Regions from separate parts of the Homo sapiens genome. Here region 1 is linked to region 2. A link is an interaction called in ENCODE POLR2A ChIA-PET data of the cell type or tissue named here. Cell type or tissue: GM12878. All regions are shown on one strand. Links, peaks and the distances in the headings refer to the core of each region. The heading gives the core; the rest is flanking DNA. Region 1 has its middle 96 kb from the start of RASSF10. Region 2 overlaps BMAL1 (basic helix-loop-helix ARNT like 1).

Evidence for each region. ChIA-PET counts read pairs that join two places held together with the same protein. Peaks named below come from ENCODE experiments on the same cell type or tissue, not always from the same donor. Only the 100,000 strongest peaks of a DNase experiment are listed, where the experiment ranks them.
Region 1: POLR2A ChIA-PET joins it to region 2 with 8 read pairs; 2 of 35 experiments call an interaction of 5 or more read pairs at or near these places.

The regions. Positions count from the first base shown.
Region 1 is chr11:13,104,338-13,107,253 of GRCh38, forward strand. No RefSeq gene overlaps it. Among named protein-coding and RNA genes, the nearest start is that of RASSF10, 96 kb to the left of the region's middle. In GM12878, for the core only: no CTCF peak of the experiment used is centred there; a DNase peak (open chromatin) is centred at 1,399.
Region 2 is chr11:13,317,540-13,320,455 of GRCh38, forward strand. The region is part of intron 2 of BMAL1 (basic helix-loop-helix ARNT like 1); the gene reads left to right. Among named protein-coding and RNA genes, the nearest start is that of BMAL1, 41 kb to the left of the region's middle. In GM12878, for the core only: no CTCF peak of the experiment used is centred there; no DNase peak of the experiment used is centred there; H3K4me3 peaks cover 747 bases; H3K27ac peaks cover 1,408 bases.

The DNA.
Region 1 (2,916 bases), core at 132-2,631, 210 kb before region 2:
AATCCAGTATAGGAAGCTGAGGCTGGATAACCAAATTACAGCCAACTGGTGGGAGAGTCTTAGACCTTGAGATTTGGGAGGATCCCTAACCCACCTTCTTCATTAGAGCAATAGAAGAGAAACAAGACCAGTGTCTTGGAGAGTATCAATGGCTGGTCAATACCAAAAGGCAAGTAAACGGCAGAGATGGAGGCTAAAGCTCCTGACTCTGAACTCCCTCCCCAGTTTCTTCTTCGCTGCAGCGTGCTGCCTCCTTTGAGATGGATATGGGAGGCAGGTGGAGTTGGTGATGGGACAGAGCTCTCCTGTGTGTTGCCCAGCCTCATTGCCTGCTTTCCTTCTCCAGACACAGTGTAATATCAGTGTTGGCTCCAAACAGCCAGGAGTGGCCAACATGACACGTACCCCTCTGTCCCTATCCTGTGCTGTCAAGCACCTTGTATATAGGCTGTTCCCAAGAGCAGACCAGGAGTGAAGTAGGGCAAGGGGCCCCATTCTTCTCAGCCCAACCAGCACTGGCCATTTCCTCTCTTGGCATGATTTTAGAATTTCCCATTCTCCTCCCTACTGCATTTCCTGCTCAAAGTAGATTTTTTTCCTAGGTCAACTCAGCTGCTCTCTAATTCGGGCAAAACTAGAGATGCAGAGAAAAATGAGAACCTGTTGGGGTTATTTTGGCCTATTGTTCCACACTACAGAGACATTAGATAACGACCTGATCCTGTACCTCTCCTACTCCGCCCCATCCCACGACCCTGGAAGGCATTGTTTGAGTGTTTTGTTTGCATTGTTCAGAGGTTCTCTTAATCTAGTTCAAATTTAAACCTTGATGAAAAAGACAGGTGCAGGCAGCTCTGTGGCTCTCAGTTATTGACCACTCTGTGCAAAAGCCCACACCATGCACACACGTCTTTGCACTGTCCACCATTTGTCCCCCACTTCCTCTTCCTCCCTGTCTGTCTTCCCCACTATTAATCCTTTGCTCCTATCCAGCTGGTCTCTGGATTATTCCCTGAACTTGCCTTGTGTTTTTCCACCTAAAAGCCTTTGTCCCCACCACCTGTCCCCATAAAATGTCCTCCCCACTTTTTTCCATCCAGCCAGATCAGATTCGTTTCACCCTCATTCAACGCCAACTGTTAGTTGGCACTGGGCCAGCACACGTTATCTCATCCTGCAAGGCCTAGCATACATTTATTCTTATCTGGGAAGCTTTCTGGGGCTACCCCAACTGGAAGTGACTACTTCCTCCTTTCTCTCACACTTATTGTCTGTACTGCTCATTTGGTGCTTAATACATCCTAGTACTTTACAATTAATCATTCACTTGCTCATTCATTCATTTAACAAGTATTTACTGAGTGATTATTATTTTGCAGACACTGTGGTAGATGCTGGAGAGATGCAGATGCAAAAGACACCCTGGTTGTCCCCTAGAAACTCACTCTAGTGGTCAAAATTGACACATCAGAAGCTGCTTGTCATAAAATGATGAGTATAGGTCACACTTCAGAAGTCCAGCAGTGGGGCTCCATGATGAATGAGTAAACAGTGGCTCTGTGAAGGTGGAGAGAAAGCGCATTTTCGGAAGGTAGAGGAAGAGCAGGTGCCCAGAGCTGAGGAGCATTGGAATAGGGCTACAAGCAGCACTTGCTGCTGGACCAGAGAATGTTGCCAAAGTATAGAATGTGCAAGATATCATTGGAGGACCTGGAGTTCCAGTCTTAGAGCTTGGCTTCATTCTGAGAGGCATGTTGTGCCATTGAGGGTTTTAAGCAAGGGATTGATTCAAGCTTTGTGGTTTAAGATCACTCTGGCTACTTTCTGAAGGGTGGATAAAACCAGGGAGAGATTTGAGGCAGGAAATTGTTAGGAGGCTGTGGCAATAACCCAAGGCAAGAGACATGAAGGTGGTAATCTCTGCCTGAGAAATGAAGAGACTCGATTTGAGAAATACACAGGATGTATAAAATTATACCGCAGTCACAGCTCTGGAGGCCCTCACAACCGAAAAGTGTGCATAAGTACAATTCAATGTATGGAACCTGTCAAGGATTAAAAAAGTGCTACCAGAGCACAGGAGAGATGGCAGATGACATTGTCTAAGAAATGTGGACCATGTCACGGACTTGTCATTCCTATAACATGGCTATTTATGCACATGTGTCAGACCTCTTCTCCTAGATTTTAGGCTCACTAAAGGCAGGGGACATGGAAAAGCTAAAGGACATCAGCTCTTGTCACAAGCAAGGCCTCTCTGCTCTCCACATTGTGGGTAGGGGTGTCCCAGGGAACTATGTTTGTAGCAGGCAGGTCAGGAGTTTCTGCAGCAAGGGCAGGGCAGGGAAAAAGCATCAAGACATGCTATGAACAGGCCACAGGGGTGATGTCCAGAGCACAGAATTGGAGCCAGGCTAGTCTAAGTTCACATTTCTGCTCCGCTGTCAGCCAGCTATGTGACCTTGGGCAAATAACTTAAGTCAAATTCAGTACTGAGTCAATTTCAGTATTATGTGAAAAATAAATGGAAATCTCTAGGCATGTACCTAGTACCTCTAGAGTACTCTTTGTTATAGATGTAGGTATCACTGATGTTGGCATCTCTTTTCTTATCCCTTCCCCTCACTAATCTGGGAGATCCCTGAGTGCAGCAGAGACTACATCTTACTCATATTTTACCCTCATTTTCTGCCACAGTACTTGCTGCACAGTAGCTGCTCAATCGATGTTTGTTGAATGAGTTCATATGAGCACTTACAATGTTACTTCTGAGCCCAGTAAAATTCCTTAATTTAGATTCACTGCCTACCCCTGAGATAGCACAGAAAAGAAACAAATTTGACAAAGACATTGTTCCTGCCCTCAAGGGGCAGAGATAATTTAAATCAAAGAAAAACTTTAGGTTCTTCAAGGCGC
Region 2 (2,916 bases), core at 103-2,602:
TGACAGAAGTTCTTAGAGGTTCATTGACAGTAAATTGTGGGCAATGCACTGAGTTATTATTTACTCTAGACCTGAGAAATTCTCCCTCTCCAAGTTTTGTGCCTTGTATAGCTAAATAAATATAAACAATTTCCTTAGAATTTGATACAAACAGCTACCATTGTCTTCACAAGTATGTTAGAAATACTTTCTTAATAGCAACTACTTGACTGTTTTGTTTTTTATCTCCATTCCCTGCCATTACTCTGCCTCTTCCCATCTTTCTGAAATAAAAGTGAGCCAAATTAGCCATTTAAAAAATACGTAGATACTTTCAGGCAGAGGTTGAAAACTGTCTACCCCCTGGCTGCATCTGGCTTGCAGATGTGTTTTGTTCAGCACTCATAGTGTTTTAAGATGTTTAAATTAGTGGCCAACATTTAAAAATGGGTAGATTTTTGAATCAAAATCCAGATTTCCAGCTCTTCATAAAAAATCAAAGGTCTAGTGGGCCTGGGCCCGTCTTCCTTGTGGCAGTGCGGAAGAGTGGTGGTCCCTCCCCTGGGAGCTTGTTTCTCCAGCCTGCCTCCGGCTGGCCCAGCCTCACTGTACCTTTCCATGGCCTGCTTGGCCCCTGTAGGAATAGAGTTTGTAGTCTCTGCTTAATATAACTAATACCCCTTAGATACTGTGTATCAGTTTAGAATTATTTCCACTAGCAACTGTGACCATAGGTAGGAAGGATATTTTACTTGCTAAGTTGTCATTCTTATGATAGCCCAAATGGCTATAATAGTATTTTAGGCTCTTTTGGATTTAATAGAATTACCTTCTCTCCTCTCTGTGGGATTTCCTCATTAACAATTTTTAAAAAGTGTTCAGCAAGGCTTATATAGCAACATAAAATTTTAAATAATGCAGGATATAAATTTCTATAGCTGCTATTGAAGGGGGGTTGCAATCAAGTGAACTGCTTTAATTCAACAATTTATGGTGTTGTAAATTTGAAAAATAAAAGACACTTAGTTTTTTTTTTTTTTTTTTTTTTTTTTCAGAATAAAATAATTAAATAGTTGACCTTTGGCAGAGTCTTTGTTGAAATAGGCAAGGGTTTTGAGCTTCTCAGAACTTGAGACCATTGCCTTCTGGAGTCTTTCCTCAGATGAGTCTGTGCCTCCTTCTAGCTAGTGCACTCTGAGCACTGTGGCCACATCTGGAGGGTGGAGAGGAGACTTAGCTTCCAATGGTGGTCACTCTAGGGGAGGGGGGCCCTTGCAAATACCAAAATTTTTTTAAATTATTATTTTATGAGCTTTTAAAAACTTTTTTGTTTTTGTCATCACAAAAGTAATAAACACTTGTGATAAATTCAGACAACACTGAAGTGCTTTAACATAAGCAACAAAATCTTCTGTGACCTCCCCCAACCTTTTCCAACCATTCCCCAAACATAAGCACTTTTGAGAGTTTGCTTCTTATACTCCTGGACTTTTGCATTTGCTTGTTTCTCTCCACCCCTACCCTTTGCCCTCAACCACGACATAGATACTTTCCCTTTTGTTTTCTAAAGATAGACTGTCCCTGTGCATGGTGTTCTGCAACTTTCTTTTTACAGCTGTCAATTATTATGGTTATTTTTCCAAGTCCATATGTACAGATAAATGTACTTGTTACTTTTAAAAGTTGTACTCCATGTTATGGTTGTATGTTAAGTAAATTTCGTTTTGTATTGATAGACACTCAGGTTGTTTCTGACCTTTTGCCATTGCAGTCATTGCTGCTGTGGAAATTTTTGTGCACACGTGTGAACTTTTGCCTGAGATTTTCTTTGGTATAGATACATAGAAGTAGGACTTTTGGTTTAAATGGTTTGCTGTTTAAAATTTGAATCCATAATGCCAAATTACCCTCCAAAAAGGCTGTACCAATTCATGCTCTTCCTAGGAGCATCCCATTATGGCTTTGCTAATCTAGTTTTTGCTTACACATGTGTAAGAAAGTAAATCTTAAAAGCCTCACAAATAATGCCATCAAAATTACACGTTTATCTTAGAAAAGCATTCAGAATATATGTCTGTAGATTTAATTATATGATTTTTATATCTTGACTTTGATGGTGGTTATCATCCTGCAAGGTGACAAAAAGTTCCCTAAATACTGTACACAATTATTAAATAATTATTAAGGATATCAGTTGTGCCAGGTAGCCTTTGGAAGAATTACAGCCAAATCACAGCTTCCTTTTCCACAGCTCTGCCAGGCTGGCTTGTCTTTCCCACCAAGGGCTGAGCCATTAATACTGAGGCTGGGTCAGCATTTGAAGGGGCCCTGCCAGGGAGTGCCAGGCCTTGGGCCCCAGAGACCTGGGGAGTGGGAGATGGCAAGTGACTGCTGTGAGGCTGAGACAAAGTTTTTGCCTACAACACCCCATGGCTGTTTCCTTTACTGAGCTAGATGAGGAAAGCAAAGGGAAGTGATGGTCCAAGACTTCTGGTGGTCACTTTTGTTCATAGATTTCTCACAGGAGTGCTAACATTTAGGCTCATGTTTACGAAGGTTTGAAACCTTAGCATTTGGGAAGGATCTGCAAATTCTCAGCCAGGGGCCTTAACTGATCACAGGTAGTTGTGAACTCTTGGTCCAGGCTGTATCTCAAGGCTTCTTCTTAGAAGGACAGGTCAGCTTACCACCTGCTAACTGCATGTGAAATTTTGAATTCTGCCTTCTCTAGCTCTCCTCTCTGGCTCTGAGCTGGTATCTGGCATTTGCAAACAGTTTACCCTTTGTTGACTTCTTAGCACTAACCTCACTTTTATGAGTCTGAGTAGACTTGATACCCAGGCCATTTATCCTTTGAGGGTGCCCTCAGCTTCATCAGACCCATGCTGGGCAGTCTGGCATAGTGGTAAGAGGCACTTGGAGCCAGACAGACCTGGG